7 separate regions of the Mus musculus genome follow, and regions 2, 3, 4, 5, 6 and 7 are each linked to region 1. The links are chromatin loops, found by intact Hi-C in ENCODE. Cell type or tissue: heart. All regions are shown on one strand.

Region 1 (4,000 bases):
TGCGGATTCATGGCACAGGGGTGAGGGGTGCTTTGCACCCATCCTATGAGAACTCATGATGGTAACAAGACTCTGAGGAGTGAAGAAGACCTTGTTACAATGGTTTATAAAACTGAGATCCTTCTCAGTCATCTGCTAATTAATAACATTTGAAATTGTCTAGTATTTCCTAATGTCTTTTCCTGGTCCGTGGGGATCTTTTCCCACACACCTCCAAACACAGAGGGGTGTTCTGTGCCAAGTGAGGATGGTCGGCCATCTCAAGGAGACCATGAATCTTCCCCACAGGAGCAGCGTCCTTGAGGTGGTAAAGATGCATTCATTCAGAGGCGACAAATGGGAAGATGCAAGCTAAAGTTGACTGCTCTTGAAATAAGATCCCAAAGAGAAACAACCTTGGGGAGCGACAATTGTATGCACATCACAGTCAAGTGTTGGATAGACACAAAATGGAGAGTCACTCCTCACTTTAGGGTAGGAAGTGTGTCTTGCACATGACTGTAGGCTCAAGGGCGAGGGGAGAGTTTACTGAATGAACACTGTTCGCACAAAATCAAAGTCAGCCAGTGCAGTGGGCTCCCACTCACTGATGTACCAATAACCTTTTCCCAAACCAGATTTGATTCATTGAGTCCAGGGCTGCATTTCTTTTTCATTTTTATTTAAAATAATCATTTGTGTGTGTACGTGTGGGTGTGTGTAATCATGTGTGTGTGTGTGTGTGTGTGTGTGTGTGTGTGTGTAGGACATGCACATGGGTGGCTGTGGAGACCCGGAGAGGGCATTGGATACCCTGGAGCTGCAGTTTTAGGCAGTTGAGAGCTACCTGATGTGGGTGCTGGGAACTACACTTGAGTCTCTGGAAGAGCAGTGAGCTCTCTTAACCTCTCAGTCATTCCTCCACTCCCTGAAGCCACAGTTTGATGGGATCACCCCCCAAATCTCTGAGAACACTTCAGATGGGGAGGGTGAACATGCTCAAGTTGTAAGATGTGACGAGGACTCCGGATTTCTTTCTCTCAGAAAATGAGGTAAAGAGTGGCAGCTGAGCTTTATCAGGGTGGGCTCCTGGCTTGACTGACAGCTTACTTGCTGAGAGGTGGGACGAGTCTGAGCCATGAAGATTAACGTTTTGCAAAATACAGCAATAAAGCCTCTTCAAGCACACAGAAGGGGCATGCCTCTTCTGAGTCCCGTGAATCCAGTATCAGCATAGCTTACAAATTATCCCATGTCCCTCTGAGTCAGCTCTGACGTTAGCTAGCAGGCTAACCAAAGCTGGCACCCATGCCTCCTTGACATATGCACACTTCCTATTGCAGAATTAGGATGGCTTTGACGAATGTAGCACAGGGCTGGGGAGATGGCTTCGTTGGTAAAGGGATTGGCACATAAACGTGAAGACTCAGGTCCCCCCAACACCCACATAGAAAGCTGGGTGCAGTGGTACATGCCTACAGCCATGGCACTGGGAACTGGAGGCAGGCTGATCCTTGGGACTCATGGCTGGCTAGTTAAACCTAACGGAGAAGACGTCACTTTGTTGTAAGACTCTGCCTCAGAAAAAATAAGGTGGATAGCAAACAGGAAAGACACGTGGCACCAATCTCTGCCCTTGCATGCACACAAGGTGCATGATTGGCCTCCAAAATGTACACACACAGATAAATGAAGTGCACATCTTCTGTCTCTTCAAATTATTAAATGCACACTCCCACTTTGTGCTAACATTTTCAGAGGCAAGTTCTAGACTTTGACACCCAGTCTCCTATAATTCTCTTCTTTCACCAGATGGTGGCGCTTGAGAGCACCCAACATTTGTCTTAAGACTCCAAGTCCAAAAGGCAGTAAAAAATGCAGAGGGCCTGCTGGTGTCTCTTTCCTACTTAGTGTAATTAAAAATTCAATATTAATTAGCTATATTATATAGGTCATCTTATAAATCTACAAGCCCTGCAAAGTTTCAAGCAGTTTGGATGTATCAGCACATCTGACAGACAGACCCCTCATCTCTAGGAGGTTTTCCTCCTACAAGGTTACACAGCTAGGAAGAAGCCAAGTCGGGATCAGAACACTGACTGCTTTTCTATCAAACTGAGCCTGGATCCCAGTGGCTCATGAGAGAAACAAAACAAAACAAAAACAACCAAAACCAAACCAAATGGGACGAGGCCTAGTGACATAGCTAAGTACACCCAAGCCACCGGTCCTCAGGACATGGAGGCTTTGTATTAGCTGAGCCCATGCACACAGACCTCTTCCAGGTGGTTGAAGCCTTGTCGCCGCCTCTTGTTCATGTCATTCTCTTCAGTCTGGGTGTCTACCTGCAATGACCAAGCAAACATGGTGAGCTCAGAGCCCTGGACATTGTTTGAACTAGAAGCACAGCAGGATGCGTGCTTGTCTGGAAACAGCTGTCAGCCCAACGGTAGACATGGGCAAAGATGGTCCCACACACAAGTGCTGGTATGGAGTTATGTCAGGCACAGGGAAAAGTGTTTCTCCTCTATCTCAGCATCCCTTCGACATAGGCAAGGTAGGCACCATCTCGATCCCAGTGGCTTTGGGCTCAGAGGGGATTTAATCATGTGCCTAAGGGCGGAGCCAGGCCTGACCTGGAGATACCTTTTGTGTGAACTGCCTTGTGGAAAGTACCAGACTTTCTGTTCTCCCTGGGCCACCCATGAAGAGGTAGCACAGGTTCACCTGCAAAGAGCATTCTTAGGAGTGAGCTGTCCAGGGCTTTGGTGTCAAATTAAGCCTGCAATCCAGGTACCATTATAAGATTTAATACATTTCAAATAGACATTAGATCCAACCTGAGGTCTAGAGAGCAAATGTCCAGCGTGCCAAGGCCAGTGCAGATTTACTGACTTCCCATTAACTGTAACTATCCACAGACACATTCCCTTTTATAGACATTACCCAGCTAGTCCGATAACACCTCGTAGCTCACTCCCTGCTCCTGTAATCTGAACAATCTACCCGAGGCCTGTGAAGCTCGCCTAGACAGATGAGGAGAGCTGTGAGACTGGGCTTTCAGTGTGCCCTCGGATGGGGTGGAGGTTGGACACAGTGGCTTCTTCCCATGCATCTTTGATCCCAGCGTAGGTATATTTCCTAAGGATGAACATCTTAACTGCCAGCTTCCAGTGGCTTGGACCTCCTCCCAATGGCTATCTCTCCCACAGGGATGAGGGGGGAGTATGGAGTCACTCTAACTTCCTCCATGGCATGGCCACATCCCAGCCTTTCAAACACTGTAAGTGTAGGAAGAGATGCTATAGGTTCACTGTAAACTCAGGCATAACACCCATCCAGGCCTTAGTGTGGCCTGGCCCCAGAAGGGTCATTTCAGGCCTGACTATTCTGAAATAGCAGTCTAAGCATAGAGTCTACAATGCATCACTCAAGTGTAGTAAACACCCACACACAGACACAGACACGCTCACCACATACACAGACACAGATAAACATGCATACATACATACATACATACATACATACAGACACACACACACACACACACACACGGCATGGACATAACTACCATGTTCACCAACTCCATCTAAAAAAAAAACAACCATAGTCTAGTCATGGAAATTTGTTAAAAATTTTGACCAGAGCACCATAAAACAACGGGTCAGAGGGCCCTGCCTCCCTTCAACATTTCCTTCAGCATCCCATAAATCAGTATTTTGTGAATGGAAATAATCTCAGTCTCAATGCCTGGGCAAACACCAAGAGAAACAGATGACCTTATTTTCAACAATGTTGGGTTTTAGAGACTCAGGCTGTTTGGGCTCCAAGCTCCACCACTGTGAATGCCACTTAGGCCCAGAGACGGGAGCTGTGCAAGTACAGAATGTCCCATCAACAAGAATGCTCCGTGCATAATCTTAGAGTTCGCTTTGTATTTTTGTTCCCACTTTCAATGAGGACTTGGCTTTTCCCACAAAGAGCAATACATGCAACTCTCTTTTATACTTGTCAGCCTAGG
Region 2 (4,000 bases), 120 kb after region 1:
CGTGTTCACCTCTGCGCACTCCTGGGGGCCTGTTTGCTTTGGGCCCAGTTTATTAACTGAAGTGAATTGTGGTTGGTGACTGGAGTTGACTCAGGGAAGCAGAGCAAAGACTTGTAAAGCCCCAGGCTTCTGCAGGTCTTGCCCCTCCCACAGTGCCCACAGGGCAGGGCAGGTGCTTTCTGCCACCTGAACAGAGCCTATCAGCTGGGGCGCCGCCAGCTGCCAGCTTATTGTTTTGTCTTATTCATCAAAGAGGGAACTTGTTTTTATTTTATGTGAGGTCTTTTTGCCCCAGGAGAAAAGGAAGCACTTCGTTATAAACAACACCACTTTTTTTTTTTTTTTTTTTTTTTGGACAGGATCTTGCTGTGTAGGCCAGGCCAGCCTGGACTACAAAGCATTCCTTCTGAGTGCTGAGTTGACAGGCATGTGGCACCATGCAACACTACCACCTTATGACAGGACTCACTCACTGCAACAGGCCTACACCTGTGAGCTCCTTTCATTAGAAGTATGCCTGCACACACACTTGTCAGCAGGCTGCGTAGACAGCCTCTGGGGGACTTTACCTTCCTAGATGGCAAGGCACTGAGTAAGCTAGTAGCTAGCGTTAATGCTATTCTTGAGAAATCCCTCCTCTCTCTGGCTTTGTTCTCTGTCTGCCTCCTTCCTCCCTCCTTGCCTGGCCACCAACATGTATTTATTGAGCTCTTCCAGCAGACAGGGAGGCCTGTGGGTACATCGAGGAGATAAACACAGCTTGATTAAAGCAAACCCAACAGCGATGAAGCAAGCCTAGCCGAGCCCTTGTCCCTGTCTGTGAATGTGCAGCTTTGCAGAAAAATACAAACATCCCTCAGTTCTATGGCCAGGAGTCCCTCGGGTACCCAATCTGTGGAGGATGCTGTAAAACGATGGGGATATGTTTGGCTGTAACCTACGCACAGCCTCTTGCTATATTTATTATATTTATTGTGGCTTTTTGAGATGGAGTCTCATGTAACTAAGGCTGGTCTCAAACTCACTATGTAGCTGAAGATGGAGCTTAAAGTCCTGATTCTCTTTCCTCTACCTCCTGAGCCATGTGTGTGTGTGCGTGTGTGTGTGTGTGTGTGTGTGCACATGCCTGTACACGTGCAAGACCAGTTGTCATCAATGGTGTCTTCCTTGTGGCTCTCCACCTTACCTTTTGAAACAGGGGCTCTCACTGAACCTGGAACTCACTCATCTACTTTATTCTTTGGGAAATGATGATGGGGAAGGGGGACTTTATTATTCAGAAGAAATTTTAAACATTTATTTTATTTTTAATTAAGTGCATGTTTATTTGGACATGCGCACCTGAAGTGGGTGCTGGCAACAGAATTCTGGTCCTCTGCAAAAGAAGCAAGACCCCTTGACCACCGAGCCATCACTTCAGCTCCCTCAGAACAATAGCCAGCCAAAACACAAGTATTCTGTACAATATATAATATATCATATGTCATGAATTCCATGGCAAATTGGTTGAATCTGTGATATGGAAGCCACATATGTGGAGCCCCACACTGCTCTCTCAGCTGCAGACAATGTTCTAATTGCCTCTCACGTAAATCACCAATCTTCCTGCCTTCCAGCGTTTTCTACTGCCAGATATTCCCTCTGAAGCACGCGTCAAGCTGCAAGCTGCCCTCCAGCCCCACAACATACCAGCCCCACTCATAGTCCAGTCCTTTATTCACACCACTCTCTTATCTCGTTGCAAACTCCTATTCACCCTTCAAGACCCAACTCCATGCTTGCCTCATTCCCACACACTGGGCAGAACAAAAGCTTCCTCCCACTGTGTTCTCCTTAAGGCTTTCAGATATACCTCAGTCTTAGCACCTATCCCAGTGTGGCCATGTTCCTGTTTCTTACGCTGGGGTAGAACACACCTTAATTATATTTGTTTCCTCCATGCTTGACTTATCCATAGTGATAAATGAACTAATGATTATGAGGGAATTGACTGTCATACATAAGGAGTGCAGAAAACGACTCTGCCCTTTGCCCTCCAGCCCATAACCAGCTTTTCAGGAATACCAGAGGCCAAGGATACAGGGATGATTTTCCCAATATTCCTAACATAAGGCAATAAAGTAGCCACAGCTCATGTGCTGCCTGTCCTACAGCTTCATGACTGTGACATTCACTTCACATACTTTCCTTTTTCCTTTTTGAAGACAGAAGCTTGCCTGGCATAGGGCACATGCCTGCAACCCCAGCATACAGGAGGCTGAAGCAAGAGAACCAGGAGTTCAAGGCCAACCTGGGCCACGCTGAAACCCTATCTCAAAACCCAAAATAAAATTAAATTAAATCCATAGGCATAAACATGACCCATCAGTTCATACTCTGAGTGCAGTGTCATACTGGCACAGTGTTAGTATCTGTCCTGCAAAAGCATTCATTCAAAATAATGGCCGTAGTGTTCTTTCAGCTTTTAAACTTCATATATTCATGTGCTGTGCATGGAACTACACCTTGCTTTGCCTCCCACTATTATCCAGACAGCTACAGGCTAACCTCTGGGCTCTTTGTTCTATCTCGTTGTCTACTGCCTATGCCTGCACTAAACCTTTCAACACTGGGGCCTTGGTAGCAACTCTTGATGGCTGTCAGTGTAAGTCTGTCCTTGTTCTTTAAAGTCACATAAGTTCTTCATTTGCCCTTCTTACCTTCCATGTGAATTTTACCATCAGCTTGTAATGGCTATTTACGTTCACGTATTTGAGAGAGGGTCTCTGTGGATGGCACACTGAGTCTTGCCATCTGGGAACCTGATTCAGCTCCCCAGCTCTTTAGGATGTGATAATGAACCTGAGCACCCTTCCACCAGAATCCCAGTGGCAAAGTAAAGAGAGTCTGAGAACTTCTTGCAGGAAGGGAGGCAGGCTGCTCATACTCACTGTCAAAGTCAGCTAACTCAGAGATGACCTAGACCTGAACGCTCCCTGCTCCAGGTCCTAAAGCTTCCTGTGGCAGATTCTGCTATTCACCACAGTGTCTTCCTGCCCCGTGCCTCTCAGTGTCCCTGCCATCCAGGTGCTGTGGGCAGCCCCTGTATCAATCAGAACTAACCTGCCTTGGAAGGCTATCCTTCCATGTAGCTACAGTCTCACTAAGTGGATACATGCTTGCTGGAACACTATGGTCACCCCATGTGTGGGCTTTCAGGGGCTTCCTAGGCCTGTGTAGCTCCAAGCCTGCCTTGCCATACAGACATAAAATAGTCACCTCCCATTTTAAAGGTTACTTCCTGGGAAGAAACAGAAGTGTCTTGGCAGTCTCACAACCCTTACAAACTATATAAAGAAAATTTCACACAGGATGTGAGATTGGTTTCTCAAAGCCACTGTGTGTCTTTAATTTCAATATGAGCCCTTAAAATCTGCCCCTGAGAGCTTTGCAGGGAAACTATTTATGTCTCCTCTTATGCTTATGAAAAAATAATTATCATATATTATGACAGAGATCGCACCTGGAGTTTGTTTAGAATCATCTGCTGGGCCCATGGCTGTTCCTTTTGTACCCAGCACATAGAGCACACCTGCTCTATCCCACAGAGTTCATGAACACTGTAGAGCATCTCTCTTGCTGAGCCCTGAGTGCTGTGCTGCAGAGACACGAACCCTCTGAACCCTCCGCAGAGAAGCGGGGCAGAGGGTTCCCACCTTGCACATGACAACATAGGCTCAGGGTACTGAAGTAACTCAAGCCAACAAGCACAGCTTGTCTCTGATAGGATTGTGACCCAGGGTCTACAGACCTGTGGCCATGGGACCTAGCCTGATGTTGCTTGTTATGGAAGACAGGAAAGGAGGGAGAGAGGGTGAAGGAGAAGAAAGAGGGACAGAAAGACAGAACGAGGAAGAAAGGGGACAGAGGACATAGACTAGGAGAATGACATGGAAGGAAAGGAGAGGGGGGCCTGTAGTAATTGGAAGCCCCAGGCCTGTCAGAGAAAGGGTGATTCCTT
Region 3 (4,000 bases), 110 kb after region 1:
TATATATATATATATATATATATATATACATATACACCATTTTTCCAGCATCATACCTGAGCAAGCGCCATAAGTTCTCAGCATATTCTGAGGTAGTACCATCCACACTTGAGAAGTAAGAGACTGGTATCTTGGAGAAGAGGAGTCTCTGCCTGACAGCTCCTTGTTCACTCACTGCTGGGTATGCCAGGCCAGCTGTCTCACTGCAGGAATGCTGGGTCACAAAGGTGTGCTCTGTGTCTGGCTGTATGCAGGTTACGGAGATCTGAATGCAAGTCTTCACATTTGTCTGACAGCCCTGAGCCTCCCTCAGTGCACAACTTTCTTTACAGGGATGCTAAGGATCTTACTCAGGTGCCCATGCCTTGCAAGGTAAGCACTTTGTCAATTGAGTCATTTCTGTTTTGGAGGTTAGTATGTGAGCGTATGCACATGTGTGTGTGTGTGTGTTGGGGGGGGAGGGTTTTTTGTTTTCTTTTTTGAGACAGGGTCTCACACAGTACCTATAGTGACTAGAACGATGTATCCCAGCTTGGGCCTAAACTTGTAGCAATCTTCCTGCCTCATCTTTCCCTGTGCTAGGATTCCAGACACCAATCACATTTTGCCACATCATTTCTGATTTTCTTCACCTTCCCAGCTACCATGAAGTGAGCAGGCCCCTGTGCTGTGTGCTCCTGCCATGATGTGGTGTGCAGCCACAGACCCAAAGCAGCAAGGCCAAGCGGCTCTGGACCAAAACCATGAGCCCAAAGAAACCATCCTTCCTTCTCCTTGTGTCTGCTATGCTTCTCACAGTCACAGAAAGCTGTCTATCACACAGCTCATCTGAGATCCCAAAATTAAATCTCCTGAGGGGAGTCACAGCGGAGCATTCACCATGGTCACCCCAGTGGCCATTGCTTAAACAGTAACCCGCATGCAGTAGATGACTACATGTTTGGTGGAGGACTAACCTGAGGAAACACCTTCTTACCGTGGCTTCTATGTTGTGTGGACCACTCACTGCCCTAAAACACTGGTTTTCCGGAAGGCGAATAAAATAATATAAATGAATGTGTGTGTGTGTGTGTGTGTGTGTGTGTGTGTGTGTGTGTGTACATATGAGAGCTACAGATGTGGTTCAAAGACAGTGTTTGTCTGGTGTGTATAATGAATGCCCTTGGTTCAATCCCCAGAACCGGAAGTAAGTAAACCACTGAGTGACGTGTTTGTAGCCCCCATACGCTGATTCTCTAGTGGCCTGGACTCTACCCACAACTCTGGCCAGTGTGGTCTCTCAGAATAGCTGTGTGCTTCTGACATCTCAAAAAGTCATGTCACCCTGACACCTTCCTCTCTGATCCGTTCTCCATTCCTGTTCCACCCACACACCAGCACTCCAGATAAGCCTTTAGTGAATTCTGTAATGGATAAATATCTTTAACCTGCAGTAAGTTCCTGCCTGCCTGCTTTCCTCTTAATCTTTCTTCCGAGGCAGCTTAGATACCAAGGGACTCCCTAGGACAGCCCACACCCTGGGGGCTCAGGAGGGACTGCCCACTCTGTATCAGATCAGTGTGGCCTGCAGGAGGCGTTCATTCCAAGCAATTCCTTGCAGAGCTGGGTTTTCATCTAGAAAAGTCCACGCCTCTGCCTAGGACAGCACGACAGCAAAATGCTTGCTGCGCATGCTCAGGGCCCAGGATTTCCTCACCGTGGGGCAAGGGAGAGTGACAGATAAAGGGAGCAGGAAATTTAGTTGCTTGTTGTTATTGTTGTTCTTGTTATTGCTATGACAAAAGCCTATAAAAGCAACTTGAAGAAGGAAGGCTTTATTTGGGGTCATAGCTTAAGAAGGGGTACAATGCATCATGGGATGGAAGTCATCCCATGGCAGAGCTATGGGTGCAAAGATGGTGGTCACATTACAGCCACAATCAGGAAACAGAGAGTAGGCAGGAAGTCGGGCCCCCAGGGGCCCACTACCTCCAGCAAGACTCCAACTTCTCAATGTTCCACAGCCTTTCAAAACAGCACCACCAGCTAGAGACCACAGGACAAATGCAAGTGCCTACCGGAGATGGGAGACATAACATAACATATTCAAAGAATAACAGTAGGATAGGCTTCCAAATGGAACCTACCTCCCTGCCCCCACCTCCATAGAGAAGGGGGAATGATAGGTCGGCTGGCCCTCCAGCAGGAGTACATTGGGTCAGCAGGCTGGGTAAAGCCTCAAATGGCTGACCTCCTGCATAGGCAGTTCCTTACTTTGGGTAGAATGAGCTGTCAATCATTCTCTGCAGGTCCATCAACATTCAGCATCCTTCTCCTCCAACAGGGAGGAGATACAAGTCACAAAGAAGTAATGGCTGCTGCAGGTGTGTGGCCAACAGTCAGGGGATCCCAGAACAAAGAAAAAGGACTTGGTGGGAAGGGGCTGTCCTAGAACAAGACTGTGGCTGTCCCCTGGAGCAAAGCAAGTACATGCCAAAGGGATTCTCTCTGGTCAGTGAGAGAGGAATGGAGTCTGGAAGCCAAACAGCATGGGAATCAGGCAAGAGTTGGCTGGTGCAGGCCTCTAGGATCCAGCCAGGTGCTCCATGCTCCCACCTCTGCCAGATCTAAGATGCCTGCTTGGTGTTACCTTCCCCTCCACAGCCCTTCCTCCTCCTGCCTACTCTCTGACTACTGTCACTCCCTCTCAGACTGTGCGGTAGGTCACCTCCTGAGCTTCCTTATCACCTGGTTTGTGCTCTTCTTATCTAAGAGGAGCCAGCCAGCCTCCTTTTCCTTCTTATGTTGAATCTCAACTTTCTAGTAGCTTCTAGAATCACTGCTGTCCCCAATAAAAGGAAACAAATTTTTTAAAGGACATTTTTTAATATGTAGCAACTGTGTGTGTGTGTGTGTAAAACATGTCTTTAATGCTAGTACTTAGGAGGCAGAGGCAGGCAGATCTCTCTGTTTTACACTGTGAGTTCCTTGCCACCTAAAGCTACATAGTGAGACCCTATCTTGAAAAGCAAACCAGCAAACAACAATGACAAAAACACATGTGAATTCTGGGCTGTGGGTACAGGTGCTGGGCTGTGGGTACAGGTGCTGGGCTGTGGGTACAGGTGCTGGGCTGTGGGCACAGGTCAGTTGGTAGAGTGCTTGCTTAACATGCATGAAACCCTGGGCTCAATTCTCAGCACCATAAACCAGGCCTACTGGTGTATGTCTTAATCCTAGAACTTGGAACTTCAAGTCATCCTCAGCTACACAGTTAAGTTTAAGGCTAGCCTGGGCTACAGAAGACCTTATCTCAAAGAGAAAAAAAAATAGATGTGTTTATCACACAGATATTCGGACCATAATATTTTTTGTTGCTATGATTTGGATTTATAGTTTGCTCTTCAGTGGCCTTCATGTTGAAGGTGCTGTTGGGAGTTGGCAGAGCCTTTAAGAGTAGGTGGAACATCTTAGGCCATTAGAGGTATGCCCTTGATGAGATTGAAGCGAGCACCCTCTCCCTCTCCCCTCTCCCCTCTCCCCTCTCCCCTCTCCCTCTCTCTCTCTCTCTCTCTCTCCTGACTACTATGAGATAAACAGCTTCCTCCACCACATAGGACAGCCTCAAAATGCTACCCCAACTATGTGACCAGAATCAACAGGATCGACAAACCACAGATTAAAACTTCCAAAACAGTGAACCAAAATAAATGTCAGGTATTTCATTACGGTGACCAAGTTGAAAACTGTCCTCAGTAGATATGAATCAATTCACACTGTCAATACAGGCACCTGTGAAATGTAGAGATGGTGTGAAAAGGTAGTTCAAAGTGTGGGGTTTGCAGTTAAGTCAGTTTGAGTTGAAACCTTAAATCCAGTTGCATGATCTAGTCACATAAAGTGGGTATGGTACCCTGTCTAATGGTGTGGATATAAGCTGAGACAAAAGACATAAATCTCACAAAGTATGGTGTGTGTAAGACCACTATTTTTGTGAGCATGATAAAATATAAAATATACA
Region 4 (4,000 bases), 56 kb after region 1:
CTGTGTGAACAAGTCAGTGTCTGTCATGTAGGAGGGCAGGTGGGACCCATCTCTTGCGGTTTGGCTTGACTCATGAGAAGAACAGCAGCATGGCCTCTTAGAGCTGAGCACCCAGCACCCATGCATGAGTCTGGTCTGGGAGGGCCTAAGCAGAAATAAAGTAAGCAGTAAAGTGTGTTTGTCTGCACTCCCACAGCCCTGGGAAACCGCTCCACCTTCATGTCAACCATGTGAAACTTGGAAGGGCCATCAATTATAGTAACCAGCTTTCCTGGATTGGATCATTATAAAACTAGAGGTGGGCCAGTCAAAAACTCACTATTGAACCTCAGGAGAAAGCTGTACCCTTTGGATCACAGACCTGAGGAGATGGGACTCAGACATCTCAAGAGGAGAGAAACCTGCCCACAGTTTAGGGGAATGGAGCAAAATATCCAACGTGGACAGAAGGGGAGAGGATGGAAAAGATACATGGTGGACCATTCTGTCTCTGTGACCGAATGCTTTCCCTACTGGCTTGACTGGTTGGGGCTGGGTCTCTGAGCTCACAGAGTCTTAGTCTAGATGGCCAGAGCATTCTCAGACCCCTCCACTCCTCAGCACAGGCAGTTTTTGTAAGACGGGCTCTCGCAAATCCGAAAGCCTCCGTTTCTCCTCACATCCCAGACATAACGACTCATCGAGCTCAAAGCTGTTCCTAAGTAGCACCGCTGACTAAAGACATCCTGTTTCCATTGTATCTCCAGTACCCACAGTGATCTGACAGCCACAAGGTGTGAGGACTCTGCTACTTCAGGCCACTAGAGCTTACTTATAAAACAGGACTGGTCCAACAAGCCAGGCCACTCTCTGGCTGATGATTTTTCACAGCACATCCTCAGAGCCAGCCATGGTGGTACGTGCCAGTAAGCTTAGCAATCAGGATACGGATTCGGAAGATCAGCTGTTCCAAGCCAGACATAGTGGGTTTGGCCAGGCTGGGCTACATGAGACCCTGTCTCAAAACAAAAGAAAAAGATGCCAGGCTGGCTGGCTCCCTCAGCAGGCTCACCTTTGGATCAGCCACCCAGGCAGTGCCACTTCCTAAAAACAGTCCTGCTAGACAAAGGTAATCCTAGCACTGAAGCAAGGGGATTGCCACAACTTCAAAGCAGCCTGGGATAACGGTTCTAAAAAAATCCTCCGGGAGAGAGTGTGTCAAACAGTGACCACACAACTTCTATGGTACCCTCCTTATGGTTTTCTTGGGGGTAAAGGGGCCATACACAGGGTCCCTTTAAAAAAGAAAGCCATCATATACAATGACTGAAAAAGGTAACTCTGACGCTCCCTTGGCTCAACTCCTAGGAAGCCATGAACCAGGAAATTAAAACTCTGAAGGGAGGCATTGGTGGGAGTGGTACCCAGGGCATCTGTCTTCTCCCCTTTTGTTTGCTACCCTGGTACCCTCTGCTTGAGGCTAGAGCAGGGCAAGTTATTGAACCAGCATGGGGTCAGGGGAAGGGGGCAGCACCTCTTCTCAGAGCTGAAGTACACATGGTTTTAGTACAGTTAGGACCCTTTCTGTCTTCTGCACACTGGTGCACTGGGCTCAGGAGCTTGGCAGCTGCTTCCCCGGGGCAATGGAAAGCAGCCGTATCCCACGGTGGCCTCAGCCACTCCCCATCACCAAAACAAAAACATAACAGGCTCCATTGCCATGGAGAGTTCAATCCTCTTGTCCTGGGATTGGCACAGAATAGAATTCCATGGGCTCTGCTGAACTACTTCCCCAGAGGTCTAAATGCGGTGCATTCAACGTTAACCTAAACACACAGCCTGGACCTGGACCAGCAATAGTTCTCCAGGGCCAGCAATGAATATCAGCTTTAGCAGCCTGTCAGGTGCTGGCATGTCAGCAGTGTCAGAGGTGTGATGTTCTGGGCCCTACGTTCACAGATATTATCAACCATAGACCACAGGGGACACAACCAGTATATGGAGAATTAGCTACAGGTGTACTCCTGAGCAGGGATGTGGATCCTGGGGAGAGGCAAAGAGATATTAAGAAATGACCAGAGAACTATCTCACAGACCTAACTCTCCCTACCAGGGAGTCAGCTGGGGAGATGGTTTGGTGAATACAAACCATTTTGCTGTATGGAGAGAGGATCTGAGCTCCAACTCCCAGGATCCAGATACAATCTAGGCATGGAGACAGACACCTGCAAGCCCAGCATTGAGGTGATCCTCAATGAGACAGGTGGATCCCAGGAGATTACTGGCTACCCAGTCTAGCTGTGATGGCTAGCTCTAGATGCAGGGGAAGATTCCGCCTTAAAAGAACAATGTGGAGAGCAGCAGCAGAAGATGCCTGAACTTGACCCCTGGCCTCTTCATCTGCACACACAGGCAAGTGCACCCAACCCTTCCCACTCCCCACACAACAAAAACGGACAGGAGTCTTTCCAAAATGTCTGCTCTGGGTAGAGAACCACTTAAATGACACTGCTTACATAACGAGGTGCCAGAGCGGTGGAGTCATACAGAGCCAGCCAGCATGCCTTCTAGAAGTATGAACCCAGGTAAAACAATTGCTCTCTCCATCCAGACATCTTAAAGCTGTCCAAAGACCGACTGTAGGTGTTCAGTGGGCTCACAGACAAAAGGTGCCTTGTACACAGAAGTTGCTCAATAAACAGCCAGGGGCCCACAGGTGGCAAGCAGGGTTGTAGAAATGGGAAATGTAGCAGGGTGACATTTGCTTCACTCCCTCCATATTGCTTTGGTTCCCTCCCTTGGGGATGGTACAAAGGTGTAGCTGTGGCCATAGCAACAGGATTGGCTTCAAGGCAGTCCTTCCAGACAGAGGGAACCTCCCCTGAGAACCACAATAGGACAGTCACACAGGACAAGAACAATAGCTCCCTGTCCCATGAGGGTAAGGAGCATCCACAGGGTCCCCTTTACCTTAGTGTTCGAGCAGGCTTTTCCTCGCTTGTACTCCTTGTGGGAGCCGCGCTTATCCAGTTTGTGCCACAGGGCTTTGGCCTTCCAGGTGTTCACCTTGGACTTGAGCTGGGAGTAGAAGTTCCTATGGTCCAGCGGATCTAGGTCCAGGAGGCAGGTGAGGATGTTGAAGGCCTGGAGGGTCCCTTTGCATGTGGTAGCTTGCACAAAGTTCTCGAAGACCTGGCTGGCCTGCGCCTGCTTCTCATCTTCATTCTCTCCCATGGTTCGGGAGCTGTGTGGAGCAGTGGTGTGGAGGGGTCAGCGGGAGTCAGCATAAAGGGCTGGATAAGTATCACACCTGCAAAGGAAGCCATCGATAGGTGAGCCTTATAGCCTTTAAAGGGCTAAAGGGCAGAACTCCATCCCTCATGTTCACCATTCCACGTGGACCATATTTGGAGATGGTCCAAAGTACCTTCTAGCCTGGCATGCAGCCTTGCTGGCAACCTCTCTCCCCAACCCCCACTCCCTTTCTTGGCTGGAGAACTGCAGATTGCACAAAGCTATATAAATATACTCCGGAGAATGTCAACAGGAGCTAGGCAATCATGCTACAAGTCAGATGGCTCTGGAAACAATGAGTAAGAAAGGGAAAAGGCCAGAAAGGATTTATGGCCCTGTGGTAAACCTACCTACCATTCTTGGTGCTGCGAATTGATTAACATGAATTCTACCTAGCTATGATATGTCAGTGCAGTGGTTTAAAAACAACAACAACAACAATCCCATGGTCCATCTTCCTCCAGGCTCCACGCTCCTCTTTACTGATTACTATGGGATAAGACTTTCCACTGCACAGGTGGCAAAAGACAACCACTCTAAACCTGTTTCTGGAATCTGCCAGGAGCACACCATCTACCTCAATCAGACAACCAGAAGACGGACTTGGACGGCCTTCTCTCCAGCAAAAGGAACCCATTCTGCGCAAGACCAAGCAGGGAGCTGTCTAAACAAGGGCCTGGGTTGATGTAAGGGAGACACTCAATGGGGTGTTCATTCACATTACTGA
Region 5 (4,000 bases), 240 kb after region 1:
TGTTTGTTTGCTTGTTTTGAGAAAGAACCACATGTAACCCAGGCTGACCCTGAATCCACTATGCAAAAGAAGAGGACCTTGAACACTTGATCTTCTTGCTTCCACCTCTCAAACACTATTACAGGGTATGAGCAGCCATGCCTGGCTTAAATATATTTAATTAACACTTTTCATCAGTCCTAAAATAACAAACTATACAATGACACAGTTGTGTCCTTATCATGTTTATAGTTGTAGGATAAATTATCTTAAATTACTACTGATTTATATTATGATACCTAAACAATAAAATAATTGCAAACCACCATAAAAATTTTTCCTAATGGATTATAAATTCCATGAGGCCAAGACCGTCTTCCCTCTGTTATCTCTAATGGCTCATACAGAAGGTACTCAATAGATACCTGCTAAATAAACAGAAAGAAACAAATAAATGTGTTTCTAATTCTAATTTCAGGATTCAGAAGGCAGACTAGTTTTCAAAATCAACTGAGTATAGTTCAAAGAACAGTTGGAGGACGGAGGAAGATGAACAGTTAACTTCAAGGTACTTAAATCATCTATTCCAACTATAAAGCTTTGGTGGTACCAAAATTAAGTCCAACCATCCACTAACCTTATAAGCCATTTCAACGGCTTCCTTTAGCGTCTTATCCTTATGAACCTCCAGCTTGTTTTCCATCATTACTTGTTTCACAGGATGCAAACAAAATAATTTTATCTACAAAACAGAAAATACCACCATCAACTCACTAGATCAAGTGTCTCAGCTGAATCCTTTGGCAGATAGCACTTTTCTTCATTGTCAAAACAATGTAATTAAAAACCAAAAAACATAGTTGAGACTATTTTTTCTTACTGTCTGTATTTGTAACTGATTGACAGTGATTAAGTCTTATGTCTTAAAAAACTCAAAACATTACTTTCAATAACCATATAATTATATGTAAGCAATTTTTTTATTTATGTTTTTTTTTCTAATTTGGAAAAGACTGATTAATATGCTTCTCAAAATTTTTATAATATCTGCAAGAATTTCACAAGGTTATCTCTCTAAGAGAAATTATCTCCAAGAATATTAAGTTTTGAATATACTTAAAAAAAATTAATGTGTATAGGTGCTTTGCTTGCGTGCATGTCTATCTGCACCACGTGTGTGCCTGGTGCCCCTGAAGTCCAGAAAGGATGTCAGATTCCTTGAAACTGGAGTTAAAGGTGGTTGTGAACTGTCATGTGGGTTCTGGGAATTGAAGCCAGGTCCTCTAGAGGAGCAGCCAGTGCCTTTAACTTCTGAGCATGTCCCTAGTCCTGTGTAAGGTTTACAAGAGAACAGTGAGGGTAAAAGGACAGTAACTGAAGTATGCCTCTATTTCTATGTTTCCCAGTCCTCCTGTACTCAGGATATGGGAATGCCTGCCTCACACTGCTGCAGAAACATTGACCGCCCACCATGCTACACATCACTAGGTTTCAGTATCAAATCACACTTCTCCTTGTGATGAAGCCACACTACCTGATTAATGACCACAGAACTGACTGAGTTATCCCCAGAACGACAGTGGTCAGAAGAGCAAACCTGAGCAGCAGTTGTCACTCACAAACATGGAATCAAACCTTGCACGTGTTGCGTTCAATCTCTCGTTGCCTCTTTTCCTGCTCTTCCAGCTCTCTCTCCTTCTGCACCAGATTCTTAATGTGTTCTGGGTACTCGTCCACTTCTAGAAACTCTAGGAACATAAAACAGTGTCACTCAGAGCAGTTTCCTGTACACTTTTTGTTCTACAGTGCTTCCTTTCAATGTGGAGCAGAGACATTCTTTCAGGCAATAGTGAAGAGGTACTGATAGTGAGACCATATTCAGATCTAGTAAATGGCTCAAATCCTAGAACCCAACAAAGATACCAAAATTTTTAAAAGCCTTGGAAACTTACAAGTCATTTTTTATTTCAAATTCACCAAGGAACTCTGTGGCCCTGGGCAACTTTACTTCAGCCCTCAGCTCCTTACATTTATTAAAAGCCCCTGGCCCAAAGGTTATTGCCTTTGGTGTAATACAATTGAGTAAATGTTTACTCCTGAAACTGTCACTACACTCACTACAGCATCACTACAGCATCACTACCTTCCCTTCCTCCTCAATGCAGCTCTTCAGCTGCCTTCTAACAAAAGAAGGCAGAGGCACAGAACTGGGCACAGTTTCATGTGACTTAAAAGCATATTCAAAACAATATGAAATCAGGACACTTGAATAAAGCCAATGACTGTTTGATTTTTAAGGAAAACAATGACTATCAGTATTATTCATCAATAGGACTGGTAAAGAGTAAAAATGCAATGTTTCCAGAAATCAACTCCAGTCTAAACAACACCCGCCCTCCCACCACACTTCCCTTAACCCTCACTGCTGTATACACCTTCCTGCAATCAAGTAGCTACAAAGCATTCCCAGTCTGGTAACACAGCGCCCCCTGGTGTTTGCCACAGAACCAGAGTGGATTAGTTAGCCAAGAGGGGCTGAAGCACTGCGCTTCAAGGGCAAGATCCACAGGATGCGTGGATTACAACCCTAGTTGTGCCTCTAAGCCAAACTACTACAGGTCCTGAAACATACACTGGTGAGGCCACAATCCAACTTTTGTTCATGAAAATGAGAAAAAAATATATAATGGTTGAAACAGATATATGAGCACATCTGCTACTAAAAATAAATATGCTAGGATCAAAGTCAGTGATTATTTGAATTATAAAAAGAATATAGGATAACTCATCATCTGTGTATGTGTCTAGATACAAACATACACACATCCTAACATGTTTGCAATACTGTGAATCAGTAAGAATTAGCAAGGACCCCCCCCCCAACTAAAAATTTAAAGTAGTAACATTCAAAAATATAAAGAAAAGGACAAACACACTTAACACTAAGGATTATTTTGGGAGGTCAGTGGGCAGCTCTGAAGGTTCTGGGCATTGAAATCAGGCCATGGGGCTTGGCAACAGCATCTTATACCAGTTGAGCCATCTTGCTGCCCACCCTGGGTTTCTTAATAAAATATAACAATTTTTTTTTTTTACTAGATTCACAAAAATGTATTGGATCTTTAAACAATTTCTGCAGTACTTCAGGCCATCTGGAGTCCTCTCAAACTTTGTAGATACTAAAAGACCCGAAAGCTTGAAACTGAAACAAGCATACTGGCTATGCTGCAAGACCCTAACATGTGCTTCCATTCATGTATTACAACCCTACAGGGTGTCATCATTTCCAGTCTACAAATCTGCAAAGACTCAGAAAAGTCAAGTGATTTGCTCTAGTACACACAGCTTGTGAACTGTGATGCTGCACAGGGTATTAGCTTAAAGTAATACCTAATCTGTTAAAAGTTTTCCAACAACGTTTGTCTGTGTGTGGGTGTGCTTGTGTGTGACTGCATGCCTGCCTATGTGCAGTACTGGTTATCAGAACTCTGGGACTTATGAATGTTAACTAAGAACTCTATCACTGAGCTATAGCCTTGGCTTCTTTAAAATTACTATTTTTGAGACAAGATCCTGTTAAACTGTCAGTAGGCCTCAGGATTGTAACCCCACCCCCGCCTCCGCCTCATTCAGCCTTCTTCTCTAAGTAACTAGAATTACAAGCACTTATCACTATGTCCAGATCTATAGATTTTTGTAAAATGTTTTTATCACTTAGTATTACTTCATAACAGTGTTTTTAATTCACTTTCCCAGGCATAACAAAATTCTTAGGTGTTAACTTTTCTATCACCTAAAAGCAGTTATCTGTGTTTTCAAGACTAACATACTTGCATTTCTTGTTGGATCCTTCAGTCTGTATATCAGCATATATGCATTTGTTGAGCTAGGAGAAATTAACAAAGATTAGCAGGTCCTTTAAAGTAGACAGTACCTTTTATTTATAAGCACCAAATCTTTATTTGAAAAAAAGTCATACCACCATTCACTGACACACTAATACTAAAGCATTCCAGAAAAA
Region 6 (4,000 bases), 150 kb after region 1:
TCTCTGTTGTTCCAAAACCCATGCAGGCCCTCTCATGTAAACTTTGTAAGCATGGTGTCTCTCCTGTGGTCCTGTCCCACAGGGCCATGTACAAGCCCAGATGGGACCTAGCAACAGTTTTGGACTGATCATGTCACATATCTTACCAGTCACCTAGATGACCATCTCCTTCTGGAATCAAGCCTCGTGCTACCAGTGAGCCAGACATAGGTTTCCATGGTGACAGCCCAGCCTGAGAGTACATGGGCTGCAGAACAGAGCTGGGGACTCACCTGTTGTTAGTTAGTAATAACTGTGGCAGCTGGCAATCCTGTCTGTACCGCATAGATGAGATCACAGCTGGAGTGAGACAAAGTGGCTTGTCCAAAGCTTCAGCCATAAGACTGAGTAGTAGACTCAAGCATTTGGCCTGCGCCCTGCCTGACCCTACCTCCAAGAACCTTGCAGGAACCACATCCTTGGAAGGTAGTGTTAGACGGCCAAGTGTACTCCGACATGCAAACGAAACCCTGTCGGTGGGAGACATGGGTTCTGGGTTCATGTTGTCTAACAGGACTTTCAGAGATTGTCTATACTCATCTCTGTGCTGGCCTGGTAGCAGCTACTAGCCACTACTATGTGTCTGAAGTGTGGCTAATGGAACTAAGAAACTGGATTTTTCGCTTCAGGGTTTTGCTGTGTATCCCAGGCTGCATCCAAACTCACAGCAATCCTCCTGCCTTGGTATCCTGAGTGCTGTGATTACAGGCGTGTGCAGGAACTGAATTTTAAGTTGTTAGAGAGCCTGCCTGACATGTGCCCTGGCTTCCATGCCCAGCACTGCCCACACCAGCTGTGCTCACACAAATCTGTCATCCCAGCACTCGGGAGGTGGAGGCAGGAGATGAGAAATTTAAAGCCATTCTCTGATACCTGTCAAGTTCACGAACAGCCTGGAACATGGTATACCCTATCTCATAGGATCTCAAAGAATTTTTTTATTAATTAATTTAACAGCTATATGCATCTAGCACCTGCCACCATAGTGGGCCTACCTCCCAAGTATGTTTGTGTGAAGCTGCTATGGCAATCACCACTGCAAAATAGTGAGGCTCCTTGTTGCCAGAGGCAGCTGTTCAAGGAGCTGTCTCCCCCTGACCCCCCTGGCTTGCCAGGTGCTTCAGTTTTTAATGAGGGCCAGCTTTCCCACCTGCTCCAGGCCTAGAACACCTTCAGAGGTATAGTAGGGTACAAAGAGCTTTGTCGGCCATTGCATGGCACCACACACACACACACACACACACACACACACACACACACACTTACAGGGGGCACTCAGAGCCTGGTCTCCACTGAGCACTGGACAGTAGTAATGAGCAGAGACGTCTTGGCCTTCATTGTGTATAACAGGACCCCTGTTATAGCAGAGATCGGACTCTTGACCAAGGCCAACTACATCTGTTGGCATGGCAGCACCCCTGCAGATCCCCTCCTTCTCCACACAGGGGCTACCTTCTGATTAAGAGGTTCATAGGCAACTGTTGTGGACATCAGTTTGGCGCCACCTCCTGGACATCTTGCAGAATGCAAGTGGCTACAAGCCCAAACTGCAGGAGGAAGGGAGACACGCAGCACTGTCACTGTGTGGGCCTAGAATGGGAACATTCCAGAACCCAGGCTTTAGGGATCCTGATCACTCCTGTTACATAAACTTCCAGGCTATGTTTACATGGAGAAACAAGATATGTTTGTGGGTCTGCTGGGATTGCTGGAGCAGGCAGAGGGTGTGCTTCTCATATGGTCCTAAGAATTAGCAGTGTGACCACTGTGGCGTGTGCTGAAGTGTCCTCCTTGAGAACAAACCCTGGGTGAGAGCATGGAGGGGTGAGGCACTAAGAGTGCCCAAACAGTGGAGACCTTGTGGAGACCACATGGAGAGGTGTCAGTCAGCCCCCACCTGTTCGACCTACCCCAGAGATAAATTATTAATAAAGAATTTGCCATTGTTATTTATTAATGAATAAATAAGAGTATGGCTGCTTTTATCCAGACCATCTAGTAGATGCCTAAGGCTACAGTGGATACAGGAAGGGGGAGACCCAAGAGAAGAGATGATGGTGGTGATGATGATAATGGTGGTGGTAGTGGTGATTATGTGTATGCTGTGGATATAGTGTGTGTGTGTGTGTGTGTGTGTGTGTACTTGCCATGGAATGTATGTACAAGTTAGAGGGCAACTTTAGGGAGTTGTTTCTCTCCTTCTACTGTGTGTTTCGGGGATTGTCCTGCTTGTGAGGCGTGCTATTTTACCCTTTGAGCCTTCTCATTTGCCTCAGATGAGAATCTTGCTTCATGACCTGGCAACATTCTTTCCCTCAGTGGGACTCAGTTTCCCCACTGGAGAAGTGTAGAATTGTCGGCTCTATCAACTCTGACTTAATTATTCTGAGCCCTAAAAACCTGAAGATGGCTAGAGAGAGATGGCTCATGGGTAGAAGCATTTCCTGCTAAGCCTGACATGTAGCTTCAAACCCAGCACCCACGAGATAAGGAGAGAACCAACTCCCACATACAAGCTGTGACCTGTACCCCCAACTCAAACTAAGTACATAAATGTAATCATAAAAAAGAACTGGAAATCTGGGTGGTGGTGGCGCATGTTTTTAATCCCAGCCCTTGGGAGGCAGAGGTAGGTGGATCTCTGAGTTCAAGGCCAGCCTGGTCTACAGAGTGAGTTTCAGGGTAGTCAAGACAAAAAAAAAAAAAAAAAAAAAAAAAAAAAAAAAAGAAAGAAAGAAAGAAAGAAAGAAAGCAAGCAAGCAAGCAAAACAAACAAACAAACAAACAAACACCCAGTAGAACATGTGATGTGGATTGTGGTTTGGGGACTGTCTGTGACCAGGCTGTGTGGATGAGGGAACACATCCACTCGCTAGGTGGGCACCTTCACCTGTGGCTCTGAGGTTCTCAGAAGAGACTGGTGAGCGAAGGGCCCCAGTGGAAGGTTTACTGTGGGACTGGGTCACAGAGGCTTATGGGATGGGGTCACTGGGTCAGCCTGAAACATTTTTCTACAGCATCCAGAGAAGTTTCTGCTATTGATCTTTGTCAATCCTTTAAAACTCCAGAGAGCATCTCAGTCATTAATGCTGGCTTGATAGCGGGAGGGTCCGACTGGGGCTCCAGAACCCCTGGTTTGTTTGTTTGTTTGTTTGTTTGTTTGTTTAAAATAACAATCATTTTTAAGAGCCATGTGTGGTGGTGTGTGCTTGGAATCACAGCACTGCTGCGGAGACAGGCAGATCTCAGGCTCACTGGCCAGCCAGACTAGGCTACTCAGTGAGTTCTAGGTCAGTGAGCAATCTGTCTCAAAAATCAAGGCGAGCAATGCCTGAGGAGAGACATCTGAAGCTGCGCTCTGACCTCCACACCTGTGTGTGCATACATGAGAGTGTGTGTGTGTGTGTGTGTGTGTGTGTGTGTGTGTACTGATGGGGGGAGATTGGAGGGGAGACAGACATGATCCAGTAGAACAGGGATGGATAATCCATCTTCCTCAGGCCAAACACTCGTCACTTCATTTTCTAAATCTCACACAGCCACCATGGCCCAGTGTGAATGCCTCCATGTGACTTTGCCAGGTCATGTTGGTCTCTTCTACCAACTACCAAAGAATCCTATGTCCTTTCTTGTGCTAACTGCTGCTGGTGTGTGTGTGTGTGCATCTGTGTGTTTCCAATCTAGTAAAATACATACAGAATCCCAAAGCCTTAGAACCAGGGTGGGAAGTGGAGCTAAAGATAACATTACTCTTTTGTTTATCTTTGTTTGTCAGATGGTCTCTCTGTTTTAGTCCAGGATACTCTAGTTCACAATCCTGTTGTCTCAGTCTCTCAAGCACTGGAATTACAGCTGTGTACCACAATGCCTAGCTCTGAATTCTATTTTCTTAACATGTTAAAATGCCAAGACATCAGATCTGTTGGATGAAACAAAATATAGTATCCAAATTAATTTTTAT
Region 7 (4,000 bases), 100 kb after region 1:
GACTTGGGTTAGCCATGTTCAATCCAGGCTGGGTTGGCCCAACCAAGACCTCATCCAGGAAGGCAGAACCTCTACCATTCAGCAGTGGAGAGTGAGCAGAGTCAGGCCCATGCCTGGAAGGCAAACCCAGATAGAGATGAGGACGTGGTGGAGAGAAACCACTACCTTCCCATCACAGGATGGGAGGATCGGGGCTGTTCTCTGCAGCTCCTAGGAATGGGGCTGTTGAAACTGTAGGTTACCATCACCCAGCAAACAAAAGAAGCCAAAGCCTGCCCCACCCCACTGCAGAAAGAACAACCCTGAAGTTCCTAAGGGTCAAAATTATTTCAATGAATTCAGTTCAAGATCACTGGAAAAGCCAGGCCCACAGAGGTAAAGCCAATGGGAGGAGACTTTCCTCCAAGGCAGCATCACAGTCAGTCCCTCTCATCACAAAGAACTCAGCCAGAGCCCCTCTGCAGGGGACTACACAGTGAGGAGCAGCTCGCAGCGCATCCCGGCTTCCTGCGGTCCGGCCAAGCACCTTGTGCTTTGCGGTCCCCAGAATCTCTCAAAGGCCAGGGGCTCCAGACACATGCGCCCAGAGCTCCTTCCCACTGCCACAGGACAACTGGTGGGAAGCAGGCACAGAGTCAGGACTGCTTTCCGGATCCCTAAAACAGAGAGGACACAACACAAGCTTTTGGGGGAGAAACTACTGGGATCCAACCTGTGCCCTCTTCCTTGTGCCTGAAGAAGGCAGCACTGATCACCTTTGAAACCCCTGGGACATGAACAGGGGCTATCCTGGTGTCCCACGCTTTAGGTCCACTGCCCCCACCCCCACCCCTCGCGGAGATTGCTGGCACGCAGAGGACACAGGTACCTGAGAACTCAGGAGGCAAATGCGGAAGGCCAATTGACCTCCAGCTTTCTTCTCTCCGGGTCTATCCATAAGGGCTACTGACTTTATCCTCCCACTAAACCACCTAAGACATAGTGGACAGCGAAAGGCCTTGCAAACGAGAGCTCTTTCCGCTTTAGAAACCCAGGCCCAGAATAAACAATGTGGAAGGAGACAGGAGAGTACTCTGGTTTCAACACGCCTCTTCCCGGTCCAGTACAGGCCCTTCCCAGCTCCGCCGGTGAGGGTGAGGCTAAGACTGAGGCTGGCCTGGGATAAATTAACCCCGCCCTCTCCGAACAGCTGCAGCAGGCAGAGGCTGCAAGGGAGACCCCAGCCCAGGGCCAGCTAGCCACTGACAGAGCAGGACACGAGGGTAGGATGCTCCTGGGCAGGGACAAGCACAGGCTGTCAGGGGTCCCAAGCTAGAGGGAACAGCAGCGCAGGACCCTCGGAGCGTCGCCACCGGCCAAGCAACCAGCCCGAGTTCCAGCCCGCCGCTGGCCAGGCCACTGACATTTGGCCCAACTTCCTGTTATCAAGGAGGGAGGAGAAGAAAGGAAGCAGAAAAATATAATAATAAAATAAAAATAAGCAAGGCGCTCTGTTAGAGGATGGGAAAGGTACGGGAGCCTAGATCGCACAGAGCAAAGTTTGGGGACGTTCCCCTGAACGATGACAGGCGACCCTGCTGCTGAAGGGCGCCTACTATGCGCGTGTGTTGGGTTTTCTGAGGTTAGAATGACAGTTTTGATTGGTGAAGAGCCCACGGCGCACCCCGCAGGTGGGTCTGAGATCCCGGACGGAACTGCCGCACCTGACCCTCCGGGGCGTCCAGTAGGGCGCGGAGTCCAGCCGGGACTGGCACAGTCCCCACCCGCTCCCGCACACCCCGGAGCCTTCTCCCACTCCGTCTTACCCAAGGTCTCGCGGGCCTCCAGGCCTCAGGTCAACACCTGCCTTTCTTGTCCTCTGTCTGAGGGCGCAGAAATCCGGGACCCAGCGGGCCGCCTGCCGAGCCCGGAGCTAGCGAGGCGGCCCGGCGCAGGCTGAGCCGGCCGGGTGCCTGCGGTTCTGTGAGCCGCGGAGGATCCGATTGGGACACGCCTCCATCGAGGTTCGGCCAATGACAGGGCCTCCGAAGGCGAGGCTCCACCCCATGCTTGAGACGCGCGACCAATGGTCATGCAGCGCGGAACCCACCCCAGCGCCCTCCCAGTTAGTACCAGGCTGGGGGTTGCTGTCACCATTGCAGCTTCGGACGCACGTGGGCTGAAGCCCTGCCCTAGCCGCTCCCACCCTGGCCACAGGTCGAAGACCCAGCCCTGGGCTGCTATGAGACGAACACCCGGCCTTGGTGTTCTGGTGTCCAGGGAGAGGGGAAAGCTGGGCCTCCCGAAGCTTTGCCTAGGCAGCTGGAAAGACAGCCTCACTGTCCCTTCTGGACTGGAGGGAACAGCAAAGGACTTCTAGGACTGCCTGGCCTTCTTGGGCCCTCATTTCTTGCTTTTCTGCATGCAATCTTCCTTGCTTGGGTCTTCTCTTGAACTGGCCTTGCTTGGGCTAAAGCTGTGGGAAATGGGGTAGTGACACAGACCAATCGCACTGACTGGGTCGCTCGCACTTTCTCTTTCTTGGCTGTCGAATGGCTAACCCCTGTTTCTGATCGCTTTCATGAATGACCATGCCTCTCACAGTTTCAGCGAAAATTCTGAATGAATGGTTCGGGCTCGAAGTCCTGAGAAATTCATACGGACACTGCGACAGCAGTGAAAATAGGATTCAAGTGGACTGACTCACCCCTGGGGCCCGCAGCCCATCATTCAGCTTGGCCCAATGCAGAGTCCATAAATGTTCTTGAAACTGAGCTGACCCAGCGGGAGGAAAGCAGGCAGGCTTGGGCGGCGAAGGCAAACAGTACCATGACTCCAGGCTGCTGGAATTCCCCGGGTACCACCCTCTGGAGAGCATGCCCCTTGGCCAGGCAAGTGCAGGCAGCAATTCCTCCACCCCCAAACCTGGGGCCCGTCTTTTTCTATACTCTTTGCGTTTCCATCATCCAGGCCTTGGGGTTTCTCAGAGTTTGCCTCTCAGCGTCCTTAGGATTCACTCCACTTCTGTGGATGCGTTTTTATACCTGGTACTCAACCCCACTCAGTCTGCAAAACTCATCACTGACTCTAAGAGGGACAGTACTTGACTCTGGTGGGACTCTAACCATGTCACCACCAATCAATGAACACCTTCCATGCATCATCTCATTTAAACCCAGACCTAGAGATTGATCTTTTCAATATCCTCATCCCCTTTCACAGATGGGGGAACTGAGATCTGTAATACAGAGTCATTTACCAAGACCGTGTGCATATTAACGTGTCTGTATTTAAACGGGGAACTGATTCCAAGTCAACATACACAACCGTGAAGTGAGGCCTCTATAGCCATTCCTGGGCCTCCGAGAACCCTGGACTTGTAAGATCTCTAGAAGAACTGCCAATTGATCTGAGCACACTATAGAGCTCACATCTGGCTGCTGTCAGGGAAAGGCGACCTGAATGACCTGGCCCTGCCTTTTTAAGTTATTACTTAATTAGGAAATTGCATGACCTCTGTCCACAGCTTGGCTTCAGTGGGCAAGGCTCATAGCTACTTGGCTGAGCCCAGGCAGTGTGGAGATAGAGATGGAGGAGAAGCATTCATTCATTTAACCAGCTGTCACTCTGGAGCAGGTGCCCAGGTGACTGAATATAGGTGGCTGTGGGGGAGGCATAGTCCACGTTATTCTCTAGTCAGCCTCATGGTCTGACACAGCACAACATTCTGTCTTCAGATCAAAACAAGCCTGACGTGCTCAGGAGCACTGTGAGCCAACTAAGCAATGATAGCACTGCTCAGAACAGAGAGTTCTCCAGACAAGATTTCAGGGTGTACTCTAGGCTGGTCTCCATCACTGTGTACTCCACGATGACCTCAAATCTCAACAATTATCTGCCTCATCCTCCCAAATGTGGAGATTACGTGCATGTACCATAGGTCTGGGCTAGGACAGAAGTTCTGGCCGCTCAAAAGTAAGGTTTTACAATACTTCCCAGCATCCTTTGTACCTCTCTTGTG

Evidence for each region. A loop is a pair of places that touch in the nucleus more often than their neighbours do. Peaks named below come from ENCODE experiments on the same cell type or tissue, not always from the same donor. Only the 100,000 strongest peaks of a DNase experiment are listed, where the experiment ranks them.
Region 2: it touches region 1 in a loop (5-fold over the local background); 13 of 42 quality-filtered maps call a loop at or near these places.
Region 3: it touches region 1 in a loop (4-fold over the local background); 12 of 42 quality-filtered maps call a loop at or near these places.
Region 4: it touches region 1 in a loop (2.3-fold over the local background); 3 of 42 quality-filtered maps call a loop at or near these places.
Region 5: a loop joins it to region 1, with 2.5 times the contacts of the local background. A loop is called at or near these places in 2 of 42 quality-filtered maps.
Region 6: it touches region 1 in a loop (8-fold over the local background); 15 of 42 quality-filtered maps call a loop at or near these places.
Region 7: it touches region 1 in a loop (2.4-fold over the local background); 12 of 42 quality-filtered maps call a loop at or near these places.

What each region holds. Positions count from the first base shown.
Region 1 is chr7:112,326,976-112,330,975 of GRCm38, reverse strand. It overlaps Mical2 (microtubule associated monooxygenase, calponin and LIM domain containing 2), which reads right to left. Exons shown (of 26, transcript NM_001193305.1): 16 at 2,256-2,324. Among named protein-coding and RNA genes, the nearest start is that of Micalcl, 46 kb to the left of the region's middle. In heart, a CTCF peak has its summit at 1,790 (motif pointing right); DNase peaks (open chromatin) are centred at 3,905 and 3,935; H3K27ac peaks cover 1,933 bases.
Region 2 is chr7:112,209,504-112,213,503 of GRCm38, reverse strand. No RefSeq gene overlaps it. Among named protein-coding and RNA genes, the nearest start is that of Gm33247, 5.4 kb to the left of the region's middle. In heart, a CTCF peak has its summit at 466; DNase peaks (open chromatin) are centred at 33 and 173; H3K27ac peaks cover 2,371 bases.
Region 3 is chr7:112,217,527-112,221,526 of GRCm38, reverse strand. Gm33247 (a long non-coding RNA gene) reads right to left here. Exons shown (of 3, transcript XR_378423.2): 3 at 3,693-3,771. Among named protein-coding and RNA genes, the nearest start is that of Gm33247, 2.6 kb to the right of the region's middle. In heart, a CTCF peak has its summit at 1,555 (motif pointing right); no DNase peak of the experiment used is centred here; H3K27ac peaks cover 3,724 bases.
Region 4 is chr7:112,270,519-112,274,518 of GRCm38, reverse strand. Mical2 (microtubule associated monooxygenase, calponin and LIM domain containing 2) reads right to left here. Exons shown (of 26, transcript NM_001193305.1): 3 at 2,950-3,289. The coding sequence starts at 3,213. Among named protein-coding and RNA genes, the nearest start is that of Mical2, 47 kb to the right of the region's middle. In heart, no CTCF peak of the experiment used is centred here; DNase peaks (open chromatin) are centred at 798, 1,678 and 3,418; H3K27ac peaks cover 4,000 bases.
Region 5 is chr7:112,083,722-112,087,721 of GRCm38, reverse strand. Usp47 (ubiquitin specific peptidase 47) reads right to left here. Exons shown (of 29, transcript NM_001357952.1): 15 at 3,810-3,865; 16 at 1,615-1,727; 17 at 617-721. Among named protein-coding and RNA genes, the nearest start is that of Usp47, 62 kb to the right of the region's middle. In heart, a CTCF peak has its summit at 2,477 (motif pointing left); a DNase peak (open chromatin) is centred at 2,461.
Region 6 is chr7:112,180,963-112,184,962 of GRCm38, reverse strand. No RefSeq gene overlaps it. Among named protein-coding and RNA genes, the nearest start is that of Gm39071, 4.9 kb to the left of the region's middle. In heart, a CTCF peak has its summit at 1,552 (motif pointing left); a DNase peak (open chromatin) is centred at 1,552; H3K27ac peaks cover 1,725 bases.
Region 7 is chr7:112,223,827-112,227,826 of GRCm38, reverse strand. Mical2 (microtubule associated monooxygenase, calponin and LIM domain containing 2) reads right to left here and starts at 1,991. Exons shown (of 26, transcript NM_001193305.1): 1 at 1,806-1,991. In heart, no CTCF peak of the experiment used is centred here; DNase peaks (open chromatin) are centred at 1,126 and 2,026; H3K4me3 peaks cover 2,934 bases; H3K27ac peaks cover 4,000 bases.